2 separate regions of the Mus musculus genome follow, and region 2 is linked to region 1. A link is a loop called in an ENCODE intact Hi-C map of the cell type or tissue named here. Cell type or tissue: heart. All regions are shown on one strand. Each heading gives the region's core, and the rest is flanking DNA. Links, peaks and the distances in the headings are about the cores only.

What was found. Hi-C counts contacts between places; a loop is a spot of excess contacts. Peaks named below come from ENCODE experiments on the same cell type or tissue, not always from the same donor. Only the 100,000 strongest peaks of a DNase experiment are listed, where the experiment ranks them.
Region 2: a loop joins it to region 1, with 2.2 times the contacts of the local background. A loop is called at or near these places in 6 of 42 quality-filtered maps.

What each region holds. Positions count from the first base shown.
Region 1 is chr5:146,297,851-146,308,198 of GRCm38, forward strand. Cdk8 (cyclin-dependent kinase 8) reads left to right here. Exons shown (of 13, transcript NM_153599.4): 10 at 953-1,050; 11 at 1,648-1,726; 12 at 1,842-2,000; 13 at 3,726-5,024. The coding sequence ends at 3,851. It overlaps Gm52832 (a long non-coding RNA gene), which reads left to right and starts at 8,581. Exons shown (of 2, transcript XR_003956008.1): 1 at 8,581-10,348. In heart, for the core only: CTCF peaks have their summits at 3,254 (motif pointing right) and 5,835 (motif pointing left); a DNase peak (open chromatin) is centred at 5,841.
Region 2 is chr5:146,226,608-146,236,955 of GRCm38, forward strand. It overlaps Cdk8 (cyclin-dependent kinase 8), which reads left to right and starts at 4,643. Exons shown (of 13, transcript NM_153599.4): 1 at 4,643-5,213. The coding sequence starts at 5,086. Gm38745 (a long non-coding RNA gene) reads left to right here. Exons shown (of 2, transcript XR_868694.1): 2 at 707-2,428. In heart, for the core only: no CTCF peak of the experiment used is centred there; a DNase peak (open chromatin) is centred at 4,484; H3K4me3 peaks cover 2,880 bases; H3K27ac peaks cover 2,276 bases.

The DNA of each region.
Region 1 (10,348 bases), core at 3,090-8,089:
AAATCTTTTAAAAAATAAAAATAGTTTCTTTAATTCTGGACTTTAACCACAGGACCTCACATGTACTTTACTTTCAGGCCAAGTGAAAGTTGGTATCTTAAATGAGTCCTACTATCTCTGCATTTTAAAGATATTTGTAAGGCCTCTTATCCTCTATGAGTCATCATTCCTTAAATCTTTGTTTATTAGTTTATTACTTTTCAAACCAATCCCAGTCCAGCAACACAGACCCCAACTGGGAACTTGTTGGAAATGCAAGTTCTTAGATTCCTGTTCACATCTCTGTTTCTCTCTCTCTTTCTCTCTTTCTCTCTCTCTCTCTCACATACACACACCACTCTATCTGACTCTGGGCACAGGGCTCAGCTCTCTATCTGTCAGGCTGTGGGATCAGGCCTCAGCTCTCAGCCTTGCAACAATTGTGCTGCACTCTGAAGTCTGCAGATCAGAGCAGGAGGCCATTGTTCAGGTGTCTCTTATATCACATTAGAAATAAACATTCCTAGAGAGCAGTGGTGGTACACACCCTTAATCCCAGCACTTGGGTGGGAGGCAGATAGGTCTCTGAGTTCCAGGAGAGTCAGGGCTGATATACAGAGAAACCCTGTCTTGGAGGGGGGAGGGGGAGAGGTGGGGTGGGGAGAAACAAACATTGCAGATGGTGCTGCATTTTCGCACTAGTATAGCATCTCTGGATGTGACAGGGATGAGCTAAGTGTAGCTACAATACTCACACTTAGGATTCTTTCTAAAGAACCATCACAATTCATTTAATACTGAAAACAAGCTGTAGTAATTGGTGATGTTTTTATTTTCCATCTGGAGAGATACAGTTATAAAAAGGTAAACTGACCTGCCCAGTACCCTCAATGGATAAATTGTGAGTCAGGGTTTGGCGTAGACACCGACGTTTCTGTGGGAGCATGCTCTGATATATGACTTGTGATTTCAGCTTCAGAAGTTGCTCACTATGGACCCAATAAAGCGAATTACCTCAGAGCAGGCCATGCAGGACCCCTACTTCCTAGAAGACCCACTTCCCACGTCAGAGTAAGTGGCAGATCTGCTGGCTTCCTGTGACTGGCATCTTTAAGTGTGCTTCCTTCTCTTGTCACACTAAGTTGCCACGCCTCTGAGGGACCTGAAGAAACTGAGCGTCTCTGCTCTAATGCCAGTTTTGGTTTTGTGGTTAAGAGGCATTGCTGAAATGGATGCCTCTTACTCAGTGATGCGTTCACTGTGCTATGGCTCCTTCTACTTGCTAGGATTTTGTGGGGCTGCCTGCAGTCAAGGGTTCTGATATTCTGGAGTAGCAGTTCTAAATAAATCTGCCTTCTCTTTATCATCTTTTGTTTTAACCGTGGAAGGGCAGATGAAACACTGCGAGCTGTGGTAGTGGATGAGAGAGCTGTCCTAGTTGGTGATTATTGATGAGGTTACGCAGAGAAGGACCTTCAGACTGCCTGCTGCAGTGTCATTGGTTAAAGGATTTTTTTGCATCAGACTCGCATGAAAGATGCTTATATCTCTGTAACTATGGAAACACAGTCCCGTCTTCTTAGAGAGTGACAGCGAGTCACCTAGATGAAGCATTGGAAATACCAGGCAGCCAGTGAGACAGCTCTCTTCTTTTTCTCTTGTGACTAGTGTTTTCGCCGGTTGTCAGATCCCATATCCCAAACGAGAATTTTTAACAGAAGAAGAGCCTGATGAGAAAGGAGACAAAGTAAGTATTAAAGTACAGTTGGAAGTGCCTTCTGCATGGCCTCCGGGCCTCTGGCACGCAGCCAGTTTCTGTTCTCCTCCTGAGTTGAACTGTGTTTTCTGTTTAACCAATTGAGAAGACCCAGCAGCAGCAGCAGGGCAACAACCACACTAACGGAACTGGCCATCCGGGGAACCAGGACAGCGGCCACGCACAGGGGCCCCCCTTGAAAAAAGTGAGAGTTGTCCCTCCTACCACTACCTCAGGTGGACTCATCATGACCTCCGACTATCAGGTACTGCAAGTGGCTTCTACTGACCTGCTGTTGTGGGGTTTCTAAACGATCTGTTGTAAAGTGTGGACTACAGTAGCGTTTGTGTTCCTGGAAAGACACAGGCATGGGATGCTATAGGTATGGAAGTCTACAGACATGGAGACTAGAAAGGGATCAGCTCTTGGGACAGACTTGGAGTAGAAAGTCCAGTAACTTGAGACCTGTGGCATTTACAGCACATCTGCTGGGGTTGGGAGATAGTGCAGCAGGTAAAGTCCCTTCACCAGGAGGATTCAGACTCAAGCACCCGTGTAAGTGCTTGGAGGCTTGGTGGCCCATCTGTACCCCTTTGGTCCAGTCATTTCAAAGGCAAAGACAGGATTCTAGTCAAGTGAGCTCTAGGGTCAATTGAGAGGCCTTGCTTCTGTGTCAAGTGGAGAGGAATCAACATCACCTCCGGTTTCCACACGCATTCGTGCAAAGTGAAGCAAAACACAGCTTCAGTGTTTCTCATCTATAAAATGAAGTTGGTAAGTCAGCTTAAACATGTGTGCCTTGAACTTAGCCAATGGCTGCTTTTGTTCCTGAGCACTGTAGAAGAGGAGTCAAGGCCACGGGCTCTTAGATCCCACCTACTTCTGTTCAGCCTTGAGTAAGAGAGAGACCTGGATGTTCTCCATGTCTTAAGTGTGGGGAGGAAGGTAGAACAGAAATCGCTTGCAGACGGCATCAGCAGCAGCAGAGTAGAAACAGTGACTAGAATGTGAAGCTGTGGGAAGACTGAGTGGCTGTGTGTTCTGAACATGGTGGCCTGCCTGGGGAAGCCCTGCACAGAAAGTGCCCTTACATGGTAGAATGCAGCTCATGAAGGATGTATGAGTTTGTGTATGTTTTTATATGTGTGGGCACACAGGCATGTGGATGTAAGAATGTGGTGTGTGTGTGTGTGTGTGTGTGTGTGTGTGTGTGTGTGTGTGTGTGTGTGTTCAGGCCCTAAGTTGATATCAGGTGTCTTTCCCTTGTTTACTGTGGCAGTGTCTTACACTGAACCCAGAGCTTGCAGATGTTAGCTAGTCTAGCCGACCAGCTTCCCCTACAGATCTTGTCTCTTCCTCCCAAGTGCTGGGATTACAGAGAGCCACCATGCCTACCAGCTTTTTTTGTTTTGTTTTGTTTTGTTTTGTTTTGTTTTGTTAAATACGTGTTTGTTTGTTTGTTTGTTTGTTTAATATATGTGAGTGCACAGTTGCTGTCTTCAGACACACCAGAAGAGGGCACCAGATCCTATTACAGATGGTTGTGAGCCACCATGTGGTTGTTGGGAATTGAACTCGGGACCTCTAGAAGAGTCAGTGTTCTTAACCGCTGAGCCATCTCTGCAGTCCGCCTACGAGCTTTTATATACTCTGGATATACACACTGAGTGCCTCATGCTCATGTCGCAAGATATGATCAGAATTGCCCACATGGTGTCCCAATTCTTACCTTCCTGGAGAGAAGCTGATGTGGGAAGAGTTGGGAGCTTTGTTTGTTTTTGCTCTGTTTTGCTTTGTATGGGCCAGCTGAGGGGTTTGCTGCTGCTTAGCCAGTGTTTTTATATTTTAATTCTAAAGCTAGTGCCTTACAGAAACTTATACATCTTTGCTTCTTTGAAACAAGATTCCCTTCCCTATCAGCCTTGATGGCGTGGGGCCAAGCTACCTCGAGAAGTCCCTGAATCACGCTTTTCCCTCGTCTTCTTTCCAGCGTTCCAATCCACATGCTGCTTATCCCAACCCTGGACCAAGCACATCACAGCCCCAGAGCAGCATGGGATACTCAGCTACCTCCCAGCAGCCTCCACAGTACTCACATCAGACACATCGGTACTGAGCTGTGCTGGAGTCTGTCAGTGCACTGTTGCTCATGCTGCAGGACTGGCTGCGGCACTCGCGGGAACCTGGTGTGGGCCATGCGAATGTACTGTACAACCACATCTTCACAATGTCCAGTAGCCGAGTTCCACCAGTTGTCACAGATTGGGGTGGTAGCTTCCAGGTTGTACCTAAGTTTGGAGTTAGACTTGAAATGAAAGTGCTAGCACAGTTGTGTTGTGGGTTTGCTACTTCCATAGTTTACTTGACATGGTTCAGACTGACCAAGCATAGTTTTCAGTGACAGTCTGTAGCAGTTGAAGCTGTGAAATGTGCTAGGGCGAGCATTTGTCCTCGTGTGTGGTGACTTTGAGTGTAACAGCGTGATCTGACCAATAGTACACACAGACGCAAGGTTTAACTGGTACTTGAAACACAGATTATGTTAACAAAATAACCAAGATTTAAAGATTATTTTGGTACACCTTTCTTTTTAGTGTCTTATCAGTGGGTTGATTCATCTTCTACATAAATCAGTGTTTTATGACCAAGAATATTGCTTGGATTGTTTTGAAAGTACAAAAGAACCACATAGTTTCTACTGACAGGTTTCAGAGCTCCCAAAGATTAATTTCCAACTTAGAGGTTTGTTTTTATTTTCAACCTATGACGACTTGACTGGTCTTAAAGCTGCTATTTGATAGTAATTAAATATGTTGTCATTGATAGAAGCCTGTTGGTTCAGCAAACTGAAATGAGTGTTGCAGACAGGGTTTTCTTTTCCTCGTTGGTGTTGCTGATTTGTGAGCATGCTTTCTGAATACAAAAGCATGAGTGGCGACCTCCGTGAGGCACGGTGACCTCCTCGAGGCACGGTGACCTCTGCGAGGCACGGCGTCAGTCCGCACTCTTCTGTCCTGATTTGAAGCTGCCTAGTGTAGTGCTATTACAATTTTGTTCAGTTAACTTTCTTTTTAAAAGGTTGTTCGCACATTTTTAGGGTGCCCTTACTTCAGCAAAGGAGAGGGAGTAGGAGAGCCTTAGAACTTTTGAGGGGAAAATAAAAAGCTATAACATACAACGTACTGTATCAAACTATTTTACATGAATGACACAAGTATTCTGAATAAAAAAAAATTGAACATTGTTAAAAACAAGGTGTTATGTAATAAATTTATTTTTCATAAATCAATGTATGGTGTCAACTATATTTTTCAAATTCACCAAGGGTCTTTTGTTGTATTTTAAAACATGCCTCTGTATAACTCTTCCCAGTGACTTATTGGTGACAACTGATGGCTTAGGCTGAGGTGTGCACTCTGGTCAGCTGTCTAGGTCTGTAGCACAGGGGACAGGTAGCTTTATAGTCGGCTAGTTCTGGTAATGGTAGTTCCACTCCGTTACCCTTGGTTCCTCCTTTTTAGAGCTAACAGATATTTTCTCAAAATCTGAAGCCATCCCTTTAAAAACAATCTAGCGCAGTCCACGAGCTGAGGAATCAGTACTGGTAGGCCTGACCAGAAGAGAAAGGGGGGTTGCTGGGAGTGGCATTTCCAAGTCTTCTCACCCCTGTTCACACCCATACTGCATGCCTTTGATCACACAGGTCCCTCCTTAACCCTCTGAATTGAGTGGTTGTGTTTGGTTTCTGTCAACCTTAGCTCTCACGGTGTTTCTTATGACCCTTACACGTTGTCTTCTGGTGTTTTTCTCCTATACTGAGTGGCTTAGAAGCCCAGTGGCTGTGAGGGCCACCTACACATTCCCCCTTCGCCAGCTAGTTCCAGAGATTGACTCAGTAGGACTTGGGTGGATATGGAAATGTGGCTCCTTTCCAACGAACTCCCCCAGTCCTGAGACGTGAGCCTGAGAAATATGTTAGGAAAGACCATTCTGTGGGGCTGGAGAGATGGCTCAGCACTTAAGATCACTGCTCTTCCAGAGGACCATAGGCCAGATCACAGGCATCTTAACTGCAGCCCCAGATGCCCCCTTCAGGCCTTCATGGGTACTGCATACATGTGGCCTATCATGCACACTCAGGCAAAACACTCGTAAAAATAAACCTGTCTTAAAGAAGAAAGACTGCTCCAGGGCCACTCACCTCCACAGCGAGCGAGCCACCAGCAGAATTCAGTGACATGAGGGAGGGGCTTGCTGTATGGACAGCCCATTTTCCTGCCCTGGGAGTTCAGAACCAAAACCCCATTATAACAAGCTGCTATTAATGCCCGGGGCCTGTTTGCTCACTTCTCCTAAATGTCGCTATCATCCTGATCGGGCCTGTCTAATCTCATGATAAGATGTGACTGACATATCTAGCCTGCTTGCTTTCTGAGTTTTGGGTTCCTTTATGGAGTTATGTGTGCTACAGAGAAGACCCCTATGACCTACCTGCCAGCTTTCTTTATTCTGTACCTCTTACTGCATGGCAGTTATTACCTGACTGGCCAGGCCTGTTTGTTTCCCATAAAATGGGAGCTTCTTGAGAGCAGGGCCTCTTATATGTGTATCCATGCTACTCCCAGATAATGTCGGCCAGGTTGTAACTTTGTTAGGCTGCTGATCCCAAGGGTTCCAGTCCAGACCCGCTTGTCCTACCATTGCTACAGGTTGTCTGTGCTGAGTGCAGCGATCTCAGACTGGTCTCTACTCTCTACCTCCTTCAGATTCAACCGTGCCCCAGAGTTGCTGCTAGAGGGCCAGACAAAGTCCAGCACAATCTTTTCTCAAATGTCTTAGGTCTGTTTCAGATATATGTCTTGTTGGCGCTCTTTAAAATGGTCTATAGTCTAGCTTTAAAATAGCATTCAATAAAACTCGTATTTGGAATTTGAAGTTTGGATCTCCCCCAAGGCCAGCTGTTCTCCTAAGCAGCGGGCAATATAGTGAGAATAAACTAGAAAAGCGGCAACTGTATTGTAAAAGTGGTAAAGGCAGGGTGTGAACAAAGATGCCTCTGGTCCTAAGATTGAATTTGATTCCTGATAAAGTTAATCTGAATGATACACTTGCAATACATACACACACTTACACGCTCACACACATGCACACAGAAATTACATTAAATGCATCATAGTTACCGACCAACCTCCCTCAGCATCAATACTACCCTGAAGGTTTACATGTCCCTTGTGACCATGGTGTTAATAGATTGTTGCTCCACTAACCAACAGGCTACCTCCTCACCTCCCATGTTCCTCTTAACAAAACAGACCACATGAACCTTTCAGTGCTAAGCCCATGTCCACCTTCTCATGTCTCTCCAGCATGTGTCGGTAAAAGCAAAGACCTTTGTGTCCCAGACAAGTACCCGCATGATCCGGCCCCTTGGAGGAAATCTGTCTTCTGGTCGTCCAGCTCCACTGCACCCTGTAATTCTTAGGGCTGCAGAGCATTGCCTTGTCGCACCTGCTCTTGGCTGCCCAGTTCAGTGATAGTTCTGTGCCCTGCCCGCATACACCAGCAGTTGTCTTCCTCATACCTGCTTCGCTTTTCCATGTATAGCAATGACAGGCACTATATATAACCCTGAAATTCTTTCTCCTCACCAGCGAAAAGAGACTTTGGAGGACAGTCTTAATGTCAGCTACTGAAAGATTCCAGTGAAATTCTAAGTGAAATGTCTCCAGGAGTCCCAGGTGCTCTACACTTGCTTGCTAGCTGGGGGTTCTGCATTGGTGCTGTTAATGGAACCTTTAGCGTGTGGGACCTAGAGAGTGATCATGGGTCACTGGGGAGCAAGCATTAAGGGTAGTTGGCTCTGCTTCAGGCCTGAGTGTTCATCTTCCAACACCATGTAACTGACCACCTCACACTTCAGAGAACATGGCCAGGAGCTCCTGCCTTCATGCCTTTTCCACTGTGAGATGGCATCCTGAAACAGTGAGCCTAATAAAGCCCCTCTCAGGTCGTTTATGCCATATACCCTGTTATGGCAAGACAAGTCATTTTAATAATTTGTGTTGGGTGTCAAATGGCATCTAAAACTGAAGCACTTAAGAAGAACTGTATTGACCATGGAAGTTTGTGTTTTCATGGAATGGGACAACTGTATGCAGAATAGAATATTTTCTCCAACACAAAAGTAAACTGTGTCGCTGTTTCCTATGATCTAATAAGACCCTGCCTTGTTTTGGCTTCATTCACACTCCTGACTGTTACCACCTGTGTTTTCTGTCTCTGTATTTTATGCCGTCTGCTTTTTAATTCAGCCTAAATAACTGCTCAGTTGTAGAATCTAAACTCAGTTCTCCTGCCTCCTGGCACTTTGTAAGTTGAGTTCCTGAAAATCGCGGTGTTGAAACAAGTGTATTACTTCAAATTGAATTTCCTTCTTACTAGCTGTGGGAAACATAAAGGTGATCCTGCATTCAGGGATTGAAGTAGTGAATGTTTGGACTTTGCAACGGGGAAGAGAGGTGGTTGTTTACAAAACTTAGATACACCTTTAAGACCTGCTGCACATAGACCTCCCTCTTGTTACTAGTTTTCCAGAAAGGACTACGTCTGTGCAATGTGGTGAAGACTCCATTTAAAAAAATAAAAATAGCCGGGCGTGGTGGTGCACGCCTTTAATCCCAGCACTTGGGAGGCAGAAACAGGCGGATTTCTGAGTTCAAGGCCAGCCTGGTCTACAAAGTGAGTTCCAGGACAGCCAGGGCTACACAGAGAAACCCTGTCTCGTAAAAAAACAAAAAGTAAAAAAAATTTTAAAAAATTAAAAATAAAAACAACACAATTTAACAAAAAGAACAGGAAATCTAAAACTCAAGGCGTGCTACAAGACCGTGTGAAACGATACGGGAAAAGTGCTGTGATCAATCTCAACGCCCCTAATTGCTCTGAGATCCAGATAATGAGCATCTTCTGAGGCAGGCGCAACATGGAAAAGGTCATTCCATGCCTAAAGCCATAGTTTCCAAAACAACAGAGCGTGCTCATCCTGGCTTACTTTGTTGAATCACTGAGGGCTGCTCTAATGTGTAGATACTCTGTGAGAATCCAAATGGTGCCCCTGGAAGTCGGGTGAAGATGACAGTTCTGTATCAGAAACTAATATTTCAGAGCACACACGTCATGACCAGCGGACTTTTAGAGGAATTTTTCTATTTGAAGAAAGGACTAGTTGTTACATGTTCTGATTCTTACATATCTGCAATATATGGCCGCATCCCAGTGCATTGGACTGCAGCAGAGAACCAGTTTCTTATATATCTTACATGCATACATTCATACATACATACATACATACATGCACACACACGCCTGCAGGTTGAGGATGTGGCCACACCAATGACACAGGACATGTGACTCCTTCAGGTCTAGGTAGCCAGGCTGTTGAAACCAAAGAATAAACATCGCCAGCTAGAAAACTTTCTTCATCAGCTGCCCCAAGTGACCTTTGAAAAAAGTCTGCCTTCCCAAGCTAGGCATGGTGGCACGCGCCTTTAATTCAGGTGCATCTCTGAGTGCGAGGCCAGTCTGGTCTACAAAGTGAGTTCCAAGACAGAGCTATACAAAGAAGCCCTGCCTCTGGGCCGGGAGGGTATATGGGGGCGGTGCCTTCCTTGGCCACTGATAGCTGTCACAAAGCTTTCTGACTCAGCTTCCTGCCTCTGACCCTTGCCATCTCTGCTACCTAGTGATGGTTCCTCAGGGGGTAAACAAGAAGAGCTGGGATGGCCAACCACACCTCTGATCCCAGTGCCTGAGACTCAGGCTGCCCTGCAAGTTGGTAGTCTGTTCTTTGTAGAAAGTTCCAGGCTGGTCAGGACTGAACCAAGACCCTGACTCAAAAGAGACACTAACAACCTCTGTAAGAATGGCCACTTCATGCTTTGAATTGTTCCATGGCCTTTTGTCACACCGAGAGTAAGGTCAGCATTACCTAATGCTTCCCCAAACAGCCCAGTTTGTTGACTTTCTCCAGTCCAACTACTCCAGCCTCTTTGAAAATGTTGATCTAGCACATCCCCCACTCTTGGCTCTCATTTGTTCAGCCTCCTTCCCAGAGTTCCCGTGCCTGATTCTATCTGGCTTTCCGTTCAGTTGCTTTTGCTCTGTTGTCACCTCCTTGATGGGGTGTCCCCTCATCAGCATGCCCAGAAGGTTAAAATTAGTGTAGGCCCAGAGTTCAGCAGTACCAGGACTGGGCCCTGCCAGTGACTGGAAGTAAGGCCCTGACTAAGCTGTATAACTTTCCTATGTTTCTGTAGAGTCCAGATAACTCTTGCTTTAGGAGTCACAGAAATGTTAAAAAGTCATTATCTAATCACTACACATGGTTTCAAAGCCTGACTCAGCTAGGTCCTAAAGTAGCACACAAGGCAACGTGCTAAGCAGTGCACACATATTCCTCCCGACACTATAATGATGAGAGCGTTTTTCCACTTTGTCGATGAAGACTGTGATCTCCGGAGAAGTTGTGTCATGCGTAAGTGTGAATGTGGCCCGGCTTTGAGGCCTGATCTTCAGCCGCTCATCCCCAGAGGAATTAATAGGCTTGGGTGGTCA
Region 2 (10,348 bases), core at 1,916-6,915, 72 kb before region 1:
GCCATCACGATAATGAACTGAACCTCTGAACATGTAAGACAGCCCCAATTGCCTTTATAAAAGGTCATAGTGTCTCTCTGGGCAATGGAAACCCTAACTAAGACAGTGGGTTTCTCTTTAACAATTACAGATGCTTTGCTCACCGTCTTAAGGTCACACTTTTCCTAACTGAGCTCTCCAGTTTTCTTGTCTTTGTCTCCACTTGTCACGTTTTCCCTTGTCAACACAGGGATGAGAACAGTACATGTGACACAGAGAGAATGTTGTCCTGTCTGGATGTTTCCTCCACAAACGAATTAGTCTCTTGCCTGTGGCTTCAGCATCACTCGTGTTCTTGGGACACGGGCAGAATGCAGCTACATCCTTGGCTGGAACTTTAGATGGGTCATCCCTATCCCAGTTCCTGATAGCCCTGTTCCCCCCTGAAGCCTCACAAGCTAGGTCTCATGTTCTTCTTTCATCATTTCTGTCTACCAAATTTCTACCAGGATGACCCATTTCACTCCGGTTACCATATTCACAGTCTTTTCTAGCCCAAAGTCCCAAACTCTCTCACATTCCTCCTGTAAACCAGCTGTCAAGGCCTAGGACCTCGCATGCAGGTTTATAGTATCACCAACTCTACTTTACATACCAATCTTCTGGAGTAGTTTCTTAGCTCGTTGTTGTAATCAAATGTCTTGACTGATTTTCTTTTGGCTCACAGTTCCTGGGTAGAGTCCAGAATGGTGGGAAAGTTATGGTGGCGTGTTGAAAGATCCTGCTAATAAAGTTGTAGTTCCTCATAACTCTTGGAGCTTGGCGCAAACTGGAAGACTCCCTTTCTCCTTGGGACTTCCTCTTCTCTGCCTCACTTTGTCTGGACAGCATCTGTAGTCCCTAAGCGATGTGCCACAAAATCCATCCACGTGGCGGCCATCACCTCCTTCATGCCCCAGCCTATGGGCCGTGGTAAGATGCCCCTGCAGGAGCTCCTATCAAAATGGCAGCACCATGACACCTTCTCAGCCTGCAGCTGTCACTGGAGCTGTCCACGGTGGCCCATCTCCCTTCCCACCTCAACGGGAGCTGCCCCTTAGAAGCTGTCCACAGTGGCAACACCTTTCCTGCCTCAGCCTACTGCCAGTATGAGGAGCTGTCCAGGGTTCCGACATCTTCTTTCCTGCCTCAGCCTATACGATTTTGGTGAAATACCACTGCGGAAGCTGTCCCACAGGAACTGTCCTCAGTGGCAGCACCCCCTCTCCAGTCCCTCCCAGCAGCTCCACAGAGGTGGTGTCTCAGAGAAAGCCAGATATGGTCAGGAAGGACTTCCCACCCTAACCCAGAGACCTGATGCAAGGAAAGGGGAGGGGGCGTGAAAAAAAGCCACCAATCTCTGAGCAGAACAACCCCCCCCCCCAGCTTTCCACAAAATCCCTCCAATCCCTGAGCAAGAGAACACACCAGTCCTAGAAGAGGAAAACCCACCAATCCTCACTCTGGAAATCTCTGTCCTGAGAAGCTCCGCCTCCTCAGAAACCCTATGTAAGCACTGTCCCTTGGTCAGGTCCCCGGCTATCCTCTCCCAGCAACACAAGGCAACCGCAACCGTCCCTGGGCTCATCCCTCCACATCCTGGAACCTCCAAAAAAATCTCTTTCATGAGAGTTTTCTGCCTGGAGTGACTCTCTCATTGGAAGAAGCCAGGAAGAAAAGAAGCAATGAAGAGAAGTGAAGAGAAGGAGCAGGGTTGAGGCTCCTCAGCTCACCCAAGGATACCCTTCCCCAAGAGCTGCAGCACCTCTGCTGAGGAGCCTTCCTCTCAGAGCTGTGTGGTTCCTGCGCTCCCGTGTCTCAGGTGCCCTTCTGCTGGCATGCCTTTCCCCCTTGGAGCTGTGTGGGTCCTAGGATACCCTCCCATTCTAGCAGAAACATTTACAAGGGTAACATGGGAAGTCTTGGTGGGAGGAACAGGAAGAGGGGAAGTAATGTAATTATAATCTCCAAAAAGAAAAGAAGACATACCTACCCTGCCAGGTTGTTCACAAAAGTGCACACCATTTTTGTTCGTTTGCTCAGCACTTGGCCATACCTGCTGGACCTTCATGTAAGTCTGTTGGCTCACAGGCGATTACACTAGATTCCTCCCAGGGACCTAACAGTAGCTTATGCCATCACCTACTGCCAGGTCTGGGCTACGTATAAAAGGACTACTCGACACCCCTGTTGTCTGTCTGTCTGTCTCTCTCTCTCTCTCTCTCTCTCTCTCTCTCTCTCTCTCTCTCTCTCCCTGTCCCCAAGTGTTCTTGGCTGGTCTCTCTCCCTATTCCTGCCCTTCTTTGTCCCCCCTTCTCTACCCTCACGGCTCTGCTCCCATCTGTCTGCCTCTACCCCTTTCTAGGTGCTCACCCCCTTCAATTCCCCCAAATAAACCTTCTTTATATCAGATTTGTTTCATGGCATGATTTCTCAGGGGGCATCATGGCATGGGCCTGCCAGGTACACCCCATCCCTCCGCCGTATTATATTTTATAACAAAGTCCTCCAGTATGGAAACATTATTCTTCCTCTTCTTTATTAATTAGTGCAGCTTTGTTGCAGGAAGTGTGACACTAGGGAGTGGGCTTTGAGGCAGCAGAAGCTCAATCTGGCCAATGTGTCACAGTCACTTCCTGCTACCTGCAGATCCAGATATAGAACTCTCAGCTACCTCTCCAGCACTATGTCTGCCTTAACTAAGACAGTACCCCCACATGTCTTAGCTCAGAACCCCTTGACAACATCAAGACTATGCTTTGTATTTCTTACGTCTTTTTTTTAAATGTACGTCCTTATTTTATGCAGTCATTTTGTGAATTTATTATTATTATTATTATTTTGGGTTTTTGAGACAGGGTTTCTCTGTGTAGCCCTGGCTGTCCTGGAACTCACTCTGTAGACCAGGCTGGCCTTGAACTCAGAAATCTGCCTGCCTCTGCCTCCCAAGTGCTGGGATTAAAGGCATGCGCCGCCACCACCACCTGGCTAAATTTATTTTTTAAAATAGAAATTTTCTTGTTATATTTTTATAACACATGAGCCTGTCTTTAAAAAAAATTATTTATTTACTTTGTGTGCGTGTGTGCGCGCGCGCCTCTGAGTGTATGTACACGCCACTCCACATGTATAGTGCTCACAACTCCCAGAAGTGTGTCAGCTCCCCTGGAACTAGAGCTACAGAGGATTCTGAGCCATCACCATGCGGGTGCTAGGAATCAAATCTGGGTCATTAGAGGGCATGTAAGGCCTATAGCAGACACATTCTTGCTTTACTATCAACGACCTATTTGATATTTCTGCCAATTTATCTGCCTGTGTGTATAAGCGTATTTTGTTTGTTTGTTTGTGTTTTCCGTGACAGGGTTTCTCTGTGTAGCCCTGGCTGTCGTGGAACTCACTCTGTAGACCAGGCTCGCCTCAAACTCAGAATCCTGCCTGCCTCTGCCTCCCAAGTGCTGGGATTAAAGGTGCGCGCCACCACGCCCGGCTATAAGCATTCTTGTGTATGCACAGATGTGTGCAAGTATAAGCATGAGTGCATACGTCTGGAGTCTAGAGGTTGATGTCTATCATGGAACCTTGAGAGCATACCATTTCAGTAAGGCTAGCCGGTCATCCTGCTGCAGAGATCCTGCCTTTTTTATTATTTATTTTATTTATTTATTTATTTATTTATTTTTTGTCTCCCTTGCTTTAGTATTACAGGCACACTTAAACATGTGTGGATTAAAAGCTTTTTTTTTTTCCTCTTTAAACAGGTGTCTTGGCTTTTTTGGTGGCAGACTGTTACCTGTAAGTTGATATAAATCTTTCCCTCGCCAAGTTATATGTGGACATGGTGTTTTATCACAGCAACAGAAATCAAATTACAACACGTGGCAAGCGTTCTAGCACTCTAACCCATCTCCCCAGTCCCCTTCACTAAGTTCCCCCCCCCACCGCCCCCCCCCCCCCCGTGGTATAAAGATGTCAAAGAAAGAAGAGAAATCTTAAATACAACCACGTAGTTTATTGTAGTATTTAGAAACAGGTTGAGGCTACGAAAGGAAAAACCTGGAGTCTTTGGGGTGGGGGTGGGGAGCAGTAATTGCCCTTTTCTAAATCCTGGAGTTCAGAAGTGACTTCAATACAAAATAACCGCCCCCCACCCCCCATCCCCCACGACCTAACAGGTGTCTTTTGCTAAGTTTATATGGGCTAAGTAAATTGGATTGTAGAGATGCGGCTTTGGGAAAAATAATCTCCATGCAGCAGAAACTCGTTGCGTGACGGACTACCAATCCCATCATGCAACGTTCTGAATTCGCGGCGTCGTGGTAAAGACTGCTTCTGCAGCCACCCGTGCACTTGAGCCTTGGAGTTTCTGGCCGCACTGGCGACTGGGTTAGTCCACGTGGTAAGTCTGTCAGCAGCTCCGCTCCGCGGCTGAGCGAGGCCCTTTCGCCTGCCGGCGTCAGAAGAGACGGCTGCCAGCTCCGGAGTCGCTCACAGGTGGGGCGGAGGCAGCGCGAGGCTTCGCGACGTTTTTACGACAGCGGCTGCCGTGTTCCGCGCTCGTCCTCTCTCTCCCTCCTCCTCCTCCTCGCCCTCCTCCTCCTCCTCCTTCTCCTCCTCCTCTCTCGGAGGAGCTACCGGCTGTTGTGTGGCGTCGCTGGTCTGTCCGGGCGGATGGCAGCCTGAGTGTTCGTGAGCGCGTGTGGGAGAAGGTGAGGCGCGGACGCGCGTGGGCGAGGAGCAGAGTCAGCCGTGGCCGCCCCGCGTCGCACCCGCAGCAGCACGCGCGGCCAACCGCGCGCGAGCCGGCGCCCCGGGAGCGCGGGGACAAGGGCGGACGCTGCTCCCCGCCCCCAGCGCGTCCCTCGGCTGTCGCGCGCCCGCGGGGACCGCCCGGCGCTCCCCTGGATGTCCCCGGCGCCCGCGCGGGGCCTCCTGCCGTCGCCTCGTGAGGCGGGCTGGTGCTGCGGCCGGCGGGTGTAGCTCGGGGGCTGCGGCTGCTGCGCGGCCCGGTCCCCACCGCGGCCCTCGGCCCCCCGCCCCAGCACCCCGGCCTTGGAGGCTGTGACAATGGACTATGACTTTAAAGTGAAGCTGAGCAGCGAGCGGGAGCGGGTCGAGGACCTGTTTGAATACGAGGGCTGCAAAGTTGGTCGAGGCACTTACGGGCACGTCTACAAGGCGAAGAGGAAAGATGGGTGAGTGTGGGTGTCGCTGCGGGTGTCCTCGAGGCTGGGAGGCAGGTGCCCGGCTCGGATGTCGGGGTCCCCACTTCCTCCAAGACTGCCTCTGTCCTGGCCAGCCTGCTTTGGGGAGGAAGTGGTGTCCCAGGAATCCAGACTCACAAGAAACCCTTCGTGCAAGAGGGAGACGGACCTTCTGTCTCGTGGGCAGTGTGTACCTTTTTTGCTTTTTCTTTTTTTGTGTGAATTTCTGTACAGAATAGTTTTCTTTTTTTTTAAAGAAGATGGTTATAAGATGCCCGTTTAAATAAATCTGTTCTTCTTTGGTTGATTTATCCGGTAACCTTTTGGGGACTAACTCATCTGGCTCTGGAGTGATATCCATCAGTCTGGAAGAGAAGCTCTGATCTTTTCCCCTTATCAGTTGTGATCAGTTGGTGGCCAAATTTGGATTTGATGGGAGAAAGAAGACATCGAGTAAATGTGGGTCTGTAGAGTTCCATGAAGGATCATCTGTAATGTAAATGTAGCAGTTGCTATTCAGGTATCATTAGCTGTGAGTTTTTATATAGAACAATGGGGATTTGGTGCAGAGTGGATGGTGTGTGGGGAAAAAAAGCAAGTGACAGATAGGGGCTATGTTGTGCAAGCTCTTAAAGCAGAATCTATCAGCTGCCAGTGAACTTTAATCCTTTTGCTTTAAATAGCCTCTTCTAGAAAGAAAAATCAAACCTATGGCTGGTGACACTCAGTTTTGCTTCATGGATTGAGTGAAGTGAACGGGCTCCATTCTCTTTCATCAGTAGATGATTGCGCTATGACATCGCCAGAAGGGAAAGGCCTTCTTAGTTTGGGAGAAAATATTTAATAATTTCCCATTTCCCTCTTGTACAAATAGATATTATCTCTGCCTTTGACACTAGGAAGTTATTGGGAAGATTATCATAGCTTATTATATAATTTTTTGTATTTATTAGAAACAGCTTTCTTTGAGCGTCTGTTATTTGGCTAGTTGCTACTTGACTGCTTGGGAAATGACTTTTTTCATTTTCACAGGAGTACATATTCAGAATTGCATTAGCACTGTAAACGAGACGGCTAAAGCTGGAGCGAGTTCTTTTTGAGGGAGCTTATTTATAAATACTTTCCGAGTCTGGATAATGGAAAAGGAAGTGTCTGTCTATTACACACTTCTCTTCGCTTTACTGGAACGCCTTCCTACTTTATGATAATTTCAGTGCTTTTGTGCAACTGTGAAACCGTGCAGCTAAGCGCAGAAAGTGGAGACTTGATGTTCTGGGTGCCCGGTGGCTCTAGAAGCACCTTTTAGCAGAATGTATAAAGCCGGGGCATCCAGAGCCCTTGTTAATTCTTGTCCAACTAGATTCGTGTTATCAACACTTTATTAGTGGATTATATTTAAAGAAATCATCCAAATTAATTTGCTGCATAATTTCAAAAGGGTTAAAGCACTTCATCCTTCAGTATTACATAGTTTGGGACATGGTCATAAGATCTTCACTCCCAAGACATTTGACATTATAGTACATTTTGACCAGTCTGTCATTTGTTTTTAAAAATTCGAGTGGTTTTTATATTTTATTCTTGTAAAAGGAGCCAATTCTAGTTTCAGAAATTGCCAGTTTAAGATAATAAACTATCCAAATGTGTTGGACTGTGGTCTATTTTTTTTTTAAAGTATATAATGTGTATAGAGGGAGATACTTTAAACACCTTTTACATCTTGATGATCAGGTTTTCATTTAGGCTAAGGATAATTTCAGAAGAAATTATATTGCTTAAAATAGCTGGTGTTAGTGTGTACTTCTTAGTCATTTATGGCAATGGCAAATGAACATTTGCATTTGGGGGGATTGCTTTTTAAGCTGTAATCCTTTGGGTTTGTTTTCCAGCAACCTTTAATGATTCTGTTTATTGTGATGAACTAAATTATTTTTGTAGTGAATCAAATGTCAAGAGAGTTTTAGAATTGGAGGTTTTGCTTTCCACAGGGAGTACTCTTCAGTTTGGCTTGTTTCTAAGGCCTGGCTGGTAACCTGCTGCATTGTCTTTATGACCTGTGTCAGTGAGGCATAATGTTAAGCATTTTTAGACTTGGTATAATACAATTTGTGACTGTTTTCATCTTTTTTTGGGTTTTTCGAGACAGGGTTTCTCTGTGTAGCCCTGGCTGTCCTGGAACTCACTCTGTAGACCAGGCTGGCCTTGAACTCCGAAATCCATCTGCCTCTGCATCCCGAGTGCTGGAATTAAAGGCGTAGGCCACCACGCCTGGTTTGTTTTAATCTTTTATAATAAGATGATCAAGTCATTTGCTTTTGGTATTGATTTACTTTCAAATTAAATGGTATATTCTGCCACTGAGATGTCATAGTCCTTAAGGAACCTGGACAGGCAATAACACTTTAAAGAGAATCTCGAGCCTTGCAATAAAACTAAAAAAAAATTGGGATACATTTGCTTGGACATATTTGGTTGTTAAAATGAATACATGAAAATGTTTCTTTCAGCTGTCCAGTAAATAGAATATAAGGTAAAAGAATTTAGACTAGAGGAATTAGCTTGTTGAATTATTCAAGTTTAGGGAATAGCTTGATAATTTTGGCATAATGAGTTAGTAACCCACCCTCTTGTATACAATATGCCAGATAGAAAATCAGCCTGGTAAGGAGTGAAGGGGGTGGGGCAATAGTTTGTTTTAAGCATGACTGTGTACAAAGATAAAAGGCCATGTGTAATCATGATAATTGCAAGTTTTTGATATAGAGTTTAAGTCCACACTGTATATCTTGAAATTAATTCTTTTCGTGTGTGTGTGTGTGTGTGTGTGTGTGTGTGTGGTTTTTCAAGACAGGATCTCACTGTGTAGCCCTGGAACTCTATAGAGTCCACCTGCCTCTGCCTCCCAGCCGATAGGATTAAAGGTGTGCACCGCCTCTGGTCTCTAATTCATTCTTAAATGTGGCATAAATAGTGTCCTTCATTTTTGAACACCAAAAGAGTACTCTGTAGGAGGCAGAGGGTGTGGAGAGGGCTTGGCAAGGAAGGGGTGAGTGTGTGGGTCGTTTCTTAAGTCAGTTGTATTTCCTTTTGAAGAATAGAGGCAACCAAATATGTTTGCAAGAATGGAAAAATTTTAAGACAAAAGTTGTTTTTAAGATTTTATATTTTCAACATAGCCACTGGACATTTGTACAATTAGAAAATTAATTTGTCTAGAAGTGGTGCTGCATGCTTGTTATGCTAGTTAAGTCAGGAAAATCGACAGTTTAGGCTATCCTGGACTACATAGCACCTTGAGGTGGGTAGGGGTGTGTGTGTGTGTGTGTGTGTGTGTGTGTATGTGTGTGTATTTAAATTAGAAAAATCAGCTTAGAGTAAGTTTTCTGGAAAAAACCCACAAAACTTTTTTTTCTTAATTTTAGTTTTTTGGGGGTTTTTGTTTGTTTGCTTTGCTTTGCTTTTTGTTTTGTTTTGTTTTGTTTTGTGTTTTTGAGACAGAGTCTCACTGTGTAGCTTTGACTGTAGACCATAGCCTTGAACTCATCTGCTTGCCTCTGCTTCTTGTGCTGGGGCTTGGACACCATGCCTGATCCCACAAAAGTATTCCTAGTCTGTTATAATCATGTTCAGTAAGCTGAAGTATATAGAAGAGAGAGTGAAGGAGGGAGAGAGGGAAACAAAAAAAGAAAACTTTGTGGAAGATTCAGAAATTAACTGATAAAGGTAATGAATGATAGCAGCTACATTGGGTAATTAAGCCCTAGGTCCTGGCTGACACACTGTATGTCAATCTAATTTCATAAGAACAACCGTATTATGCTCCGTTCACATATGAGAGCTAAGCTATTGAAAGTTAAGCAGATTGTCCTGTGAGTACATGGCTAAGCATAGCAGTCAGGACCTGAGGATGTCCCTGCCATATGTGTACTCTGGAGCCCGTCCGTGCCTTGTTTTGTTTTTTTCCAGGACAGCCCTGGCTTGCTCTGTAGATGTGGCTAGCCTGGAACTCACAGCGCTCCTCCTACCTCAGTCTCCTGAGCATGTATGTGCTACTGTGCCTGGCTATGATGGAGCACATGCCCTTAACCACTATGCTCCATAAAATTAATGTGAAGGCTCCAAGACAGCATCCCATCTGCCAATGACCTCTCATTTACTATTGGATCTGCTGATCCATGTGACCCAAGCTGACCTGGAACTCACTCTGTAGCTCAGGCTGGTCTCAAACTTAAGCAGTCCACCTACTTCAGCCTCTTGTGCTGTTTTAGTATTTTATGTGTGTAGATGTGCTCCACGTATGTGATTATGTGATTGCTTGAAATTATGGATGGTTGTGAGCCATAATCTGGGGATCCAACCCAGGTTCTCTGCAAGAGCAACAAGTACCCTTAAACACTGAGCCATCTCTTCAGCCTGCTCATGCTTTCACATTGGTTCTCACTGGGCAATGTCCAAAGACACACCAGCTACCCACCATAGCCACCTTGGCTTGGGGCTAGTACCTGCCCCACAGTTGTCAGGTGTTGGGGAGCCAGCACCGGGGACTACCGGTTCAGTTTTATTGCAGTTTTGATTCTTTGGATAGTTTGGATGTGCATTAATGAGTATTCCTTATAAACTTTTAAAAGTGTGGTGGGAGGGGACAAGCATAATGTTTCTGGTGTGTGTCTTTTCCTGTGTGGCATTGGATGGCATGTTTTTAGCTCCCATTTTTGGTCATTTTCAGATTTGATGCTTGGAATCCATGTTTTTCTTTTATTTTCTTTTTGTTTGCTTGCTTCTTAGTTGTAGGGGCAAGCTGGTTTCATTTGAAACTTGCTCATGTGAGCTTTACTTTGACTGAGTCTTCAAAGCTTTGGAAAACTCATTTACTGATCTATTCAGCAGATATGTATTGCGTCTCTCTGTGTGCTGCTGTTGGAAGCATTGGGAAGGCAAATGTGAGGGAAGCATTGTGTTATTTGAGGAAATTTCTACTGAAAAGAAACTTGTCAAAAATTATAGCAATTTAATAAGCACTATAATGTTAATCCTACTGGGAAGGAAGCTCTGAATTACTTTGGGATTTTATGGGAAAACTCTTGCAGTATTTTGGTTGCCTCTTGGAAGATGTGAAGAGCTCATCA